2 separate regions of the Homo sapiens genome follow, and region 1 is linked to region 2. A link is an interaction called in ENCODE POLR2A ChIA-PET data of the cell type or tissue named here. Cell type or tissue: K562. All regions are shown on one strand. Region 1 overlaps ARL2 (ARF like GTPase 2). Region 2 holds the start of MIR6751 (microRNA 6751).

Region 1 (2,500 bases), 110 kb after region 2:
AATCAAGGTTTAAGGTCTAGGGCTGTGCAGGACGTGCCTTGTTAACAAAATGTTTACAGGCAGTATGCTTGGTAAAAGTCATCGCCATTCTCTAGTCTCAATAAACCAGGGGCACAATGCACTGTGGAAAGCTGCAGGGACCTCTGTCCTGGAAAGCCGGATATTGTCCAAGGTTTCTCCCCATGTGAGAGTCTGAAATATGGCCTCGTGGGATGAGAAAGACCTGACCGTCCCCCAGCCCGATACCCATAAAGGGTCTGTGCTGACGTGGGTTAGTAAAAGAGGAAAGCCTCTTGCACTTGAGATAGAGGAAGGCCACTATCTCCTGCCTGCACCTGGGAACTGAATGTCTCGGTATAAAACCAGATTGTACATTTGTTCAATTCTGAGATAGGAGAAAAACCGCCCTATGGTGGGAGGCAAGACATGTTGGCAGCAATGCTGCCTTGTTATTCTTTATTCCACTGAGATGTTTGGGCAGAGAGAAACATAAATCTGGCCTACGTGCACATCCAGGCATAGTACCTCCCCTTGAACTTAATTATGACACAGATTCTTTTGCTCACGTTTTTTTGCTGACCTTCTCCCTATTATCACCCTGCTCTCCTACCACATTCTTCTTGCTGAGATAGTGAAAGTAATAATCAATAAAAACTGAAGAAACTAAGAGACCGGTCCCAGTGTGGGTCCTTGGTATGCTGAGCGCCGGTCCCCTGGGCCCACTTTTCTTTCTCTATACTTTGTGTCCTATTTCTTTTCTCAGTCTCTCGTCCCACCTGACGAGATATACCCACAGGTGTGGAGGGACAGGCCACCCCTTCACACAGAACCCTGCAGAGTAAGCAGCTGCTAGGACCCTGTGCCATGAAAACATCTGCCAGTTTTGCCACTTGGATTGGACCCCTGGGGTGGCCTCATTTCCTATCCTTTCCCAACCTGGCACTGCTTCTGAGTTCCTGTAGCCTTCAGGGAAGGCCTCAGTTACCCCTGCCTGATGTGGCCCCCCTCCCACCCTCTGGCTGCACTCTCTCCTACACATGACTCTATGCACCTCCCCATTTCCCAAGAGCCATTGCTTTTTTTTTTTGAGACAGAGTCTCGCTCTGTCACCCAGGCTGGAGTGCAGTGGCGCAATCTCGGCTCACTGCCAGCTCCGTCTTCCCGGGTTCACGCCATTCTCCTGCCTCAGCCTCCCGAGTAGCTGGGACTACAGGCGCCCGCCACCACGCCCGGATAATTTTTTGTATTTTTAGTAGAGACGGGGTTTCACCGTGTTAGCCAGGATGGTCTTGATCTCCTGACTTCATGATCCGCCCATCTTGGCCTCCCAAAGTGCTGGGATTACAGGTGAGCCACCGCGCCCAGCCGGAGCCCTTGCTCATCATGCCTGTCCTGTGATCCCCTCTGCCTGAATCTGTGCTGGCCTTGTACAGCTGTTCAGGTTGTCCACTGCACATGGGTTCCTGGCTGCAACAGAGAATTGGGAGCTGAATTTCAGCCCATGTTCCATGCAAAAAGTTGGAGCCCTGGTCTGCAGCTGTGTCTGTTTTTCTAATTCATACCTATGAGAGTTGGATTTCCCCTGGTGAACTGTCTTCCCCTTCCTCTACCTAGAAAACTACTCGCGCTTTACTCCCAGCTTTAATGTGACCTCCTTTAGGAAGCCTGCAGATGGAATCAGTTGCACCGTGTCCCATGCTTCTATAACTTTTTCTGCATCCCTTTGACATAGCCACAGTTCACCATCGACTCCAATGATCCATTCCTTTCTGTCCCCTGCTAGATTGAGGGTCCCAGGTGGTCTCTAACGCTGTTGAATCAACAAATGACTCAGCCAGGAATCGGGGCAAGGAGCGGTTTATTTCACAACTGAGTGAAGGATGAGGCCCACAGCCTCGGTAGCAGCAGTAGCAGCTCCTCCCCGCCCAGCCCTCTCTTCTTGGTATGGTAGCCAAAGGCCAGGTCAGGAGCCAGAGAGACAGCCAGGGCACAGCCCTCCCGCCATGGGAGCCGGGTGGCCACAGAGCAGCAGCGGGCAGCAGTAGCAGCAGCAGGCTGGGGTGGAGGAGGGGGAGTGTTAGTTTGGCCGGCTGACTCCCAACCCCCCATGGGTAGTGTTTGGTGAAGGTTGAGGGACCTGGACTGCTAGGTGGGGGGCATCTGGAGTGGTTCAGTCAGCTGTGAAAATGCGGCTGGAAATGTCATCCAGGAGCCAGTCGATGCCCGGCAGCAGGTTCTCCCCGGTGACGGCGCTGCAGCCCTGGATGCACCAGTGGTGGCTGCGGATGGAGTCCAGCTCCAGGACCTGGGAGGACAAAGGTGCTGATGGTGGTGGCCAGTGACTGCAGACCCTGCCTGCCGTCAGCCCCTTCCCTCCCCAGCCCAGAGGAACTCCACGCCTTCCTCAAGGCCCTGCTCCATGTCATCCCATCCAGGAAGCCCCGCCGGTCCCAGGGAGAGTTTGTCAGACCCCAGGGGCACCTGGGCTCTCTGTCCAGTT
Region 2 (2,500 bases):
AAAGAGGCTAGGACAGAGGAGGAGCCCCAACCTGGGGCTCAGGAGAGGGTTCCTGGAGGCTCGTGCCGGAGCTAGCTGGTAATGGACAGGAGAGGATTAGTTCCATGGACAACTGGAGGCGTGTCCCTGGCAGAGAGAGAATGTGTTCAGTGACAACAGCTCATATTTGTTGAGTGCGAATTTCACACCAGGCCCTATGCTGAGCTCCTGACCTGCATCTCTTATTCAGCAAGACAATACTGTTATAAAGGAACAGTTAATTATGTCATTTTATAGATAAGTAAACTGAGGTTCACTGAGTTGCCAAAAGTCACAGCTAGTAAGTGGAGGGGCTAGGAGGACCCTGGGTGTGTCTAGAGCCTGTGATTGTACCACTGCACCTGCTGTGCAGAGGCCTTGGGGAGCAATGTGGGTGCAGCAAGGGGGAGCTATGTGTTTACATCCCCCTCGTCCCCCTCTCCCTTCAGTATGCCATCCTGATGACGATGGTGCTCACCATCTTCATCAAGTATGTGCTGCACTCCGTGGACCTCCAGAGTGAGAACCCCTGGGACAACAAGGCTGTGTACATGCTCTACACAGAGCTGTTTACAGGTGAGAGGGGCCTGGGCCTCTCCTGATCTGGACCAGCATCCTCCACTCTGCCTCCTGGCCCTGTGACCTGCTGCTTTCTGCATCCCCTCCCCTCAGGCTTCATCAAGGTTCTGCTGTACATGGCCTTCATGACCATCATGATCAAGGTGCACACCTTCCCACTCTTTGCCATCCGGCCCATGTACCTGGCCATGAGGTGAGCCCGGCCCTGTCCCCCGATCCTCCTGACCTGATCCCGTCCCTTCTCCTGCTTTCACTGACTGTCCTTTCAGACAGTTCAAGAAAGCTGTGACAGATGCCATCATGTCTCGCCGAGCCATCCGCAACATGAACACCCTGTAAGTAGGCTTGTCATGGCTGCTGTCCCAAGCTCGGTCCTGGGTCCCTCTGCTTCCAGCTCTGGACCTGATACAGCCCCTGTCATCCTAACCAGGTATCCAGATGCCACCCCAGAGGAGCTCCAGGCAATGGACAATGTCTGCATCATCTGCCGAGAAGAGATGGTGACTGGTGCCAAGAGACTGCCCTGCAACCACATTTTCCATACCAGGTGGGAGGGGCCCTGGGGAGCCTGCACAGCAGGGCACAGGCCCCAGAAGGCAGGCCCCTAGGGACCTGCTGACCTCTGCCTGGCCTTGACCCGCAGCTGCCTGCGCTCCTGGTTCCAGCGGCAGCAGACCTGCCCCACCTGCCGTATGGATGTCCTTCGTGCATCGCTGCCAGCGCAGTCACCACCACCCCCGGAGCCTGCGGATCAGGGGCCACCCCCTGCCCCCCACCCCCCACCACTCTTGCCTCAGCCCCCCAACTGTGAGTATCCCCTTGTCTGGCCACCCGGCATACCACTGGATACTTGCCCTGGGCTGGATGTGGAAGATGCTGGGAAATTGGAGAGTCCCTGCCCTCCAGAATCTCAGTCTGGGCCAGGGAGGGATTAAAAGATGAGAAATAGATGCTTGCAGTCAGTGTGACCAGTGCTGGGCTGAGGGCCTGTGGGAATAGGACAGAGCTCTCAATAGCCAGGCCCCCTGCCTGGGAGTTGGGTCTGTGTCCATTTGGCCCTTTCCTTACCTCCGTCTTCTCTCTGCAGTCCCCCAGGGCCTCCTGCCTCCTTTTCCTCCAGGCATGTTCCCACTGTGGCCCCCCATGGGCCCCTTTCCACCTGTCCCGCCTCCCCCCAGCTCAGGAGAGGCTGTGGCTCCTCCATCCACCAGTGCAGGTGAGCCTTTGGGTACTGTGACAGCCAGGGGGCGGCAGGGATGGAACACTCACTGACTTCGTTCCTGCTCTTCAGCAGCCCTTTCTCGGCCCAGTGGAGCAGCTACAACCACAGCTGCTGGCACCAGTGCTACTGCTGCTTCTGCCACAGCATCTGGCCCAGGCTCTGGCTCTGCCCCAGAGGCTGGCCCTGCCCCTGGTTTCCCCTTCCCTCCTCCCTGGATGGGTATGCCCCTGCCTCCACCCTTTGGTAAGCTGGGCCACTCTCTGGGTTCTTCTTGGGGGTGAGGTTGGTGTCTGGCCCCAGCAGCCCAGACTGAGCCTCTCTCTCTCCAGCCTTCCCCCCAATGCCTGTGCCCCCTGCGGGCTTTGCTGGGCTGACCCCAGAGGAGCTACGAGCTCTGGAGGGCCATGAGCGGCAGCACCTGGAGGCCCGGCTGCAGAGCCTGCGTAACATCCACACACTGCTGGACGCCGCCATGCTGCAGATCAACCAGTACCTCACCGTGCTGGCCTCCTTGGGGTGTGTCTGTACAGGGGAAGCAGAGTGGGTTTGGTGGGTCAGGAGTGGAGCTGCCAAGAGGTCCCCAGCAGTGGTTCTTGGCCTTTGACACCTGCCAATTCAGGCTGCCTATCTACAGGCCCACCAAGGGTCTCCAGGAGTTCTTGGTAACTCCTGGTGCCTTTA

What was found. Peaks named below come from ENCODE experiments on the same cell type or tissue, not always from the same donor. Only the 100,000 strongest peaks of a DNase experiment are listed, where the experiment ranks them.
Region 1: POLR2A ChIA-PET joins it to region 2 with 6 read pairs; 15 of 35 experiments call an interaction of 5 or more read pairs at or near these places.

What each region holds. Positions count from the first base shown.
Region 1 is chr11:65,021,526-65,024,025 of GRCh38, reverse strand. ARL2 (ARF like GTPase 2) reads right to left here. Exons shown (of 5, transcript NM_001667.4): 5 at 1,842-2,305. The coding sequence ends at 2,171. The region is part of intron 3 of ARL2-SNX15 (ARL2-SNX15 readthrough (NMD candidate)); the gene reads right to left. Among named protein-coding and RNA genes, the nearest start is that of MIR6879, 4.3 kb to the right of the region's middle. In K562, no CTCF peak of the experiment used is centred here; a DNase peak (open chromatin) is centred at 1,002.
Region 2 is chr11:65,129,564-65,132,063 of GRCh38, reverse strand. It overlaps SYVN1 (synoviolin 1), which reads left to right. Exons shown (of 16, transcript NM_172230.3): 7 at 468-594; 8 at 691-790; 9 at 867-932; 10 at 1,028-1,144; 11 at 1,241-1,404; 12 at 1,685-1,813; 13 at 1,889-2,062; 14 at 2,149-2,335. It overlaps MIR6751 (microRNA 6751), which reads left to right and starts at 2,086; the gene lies at 2,086-2,148. In K562, no CTCF peak of the experiment used is centred here; no DNase peak of the experiment used is centred here.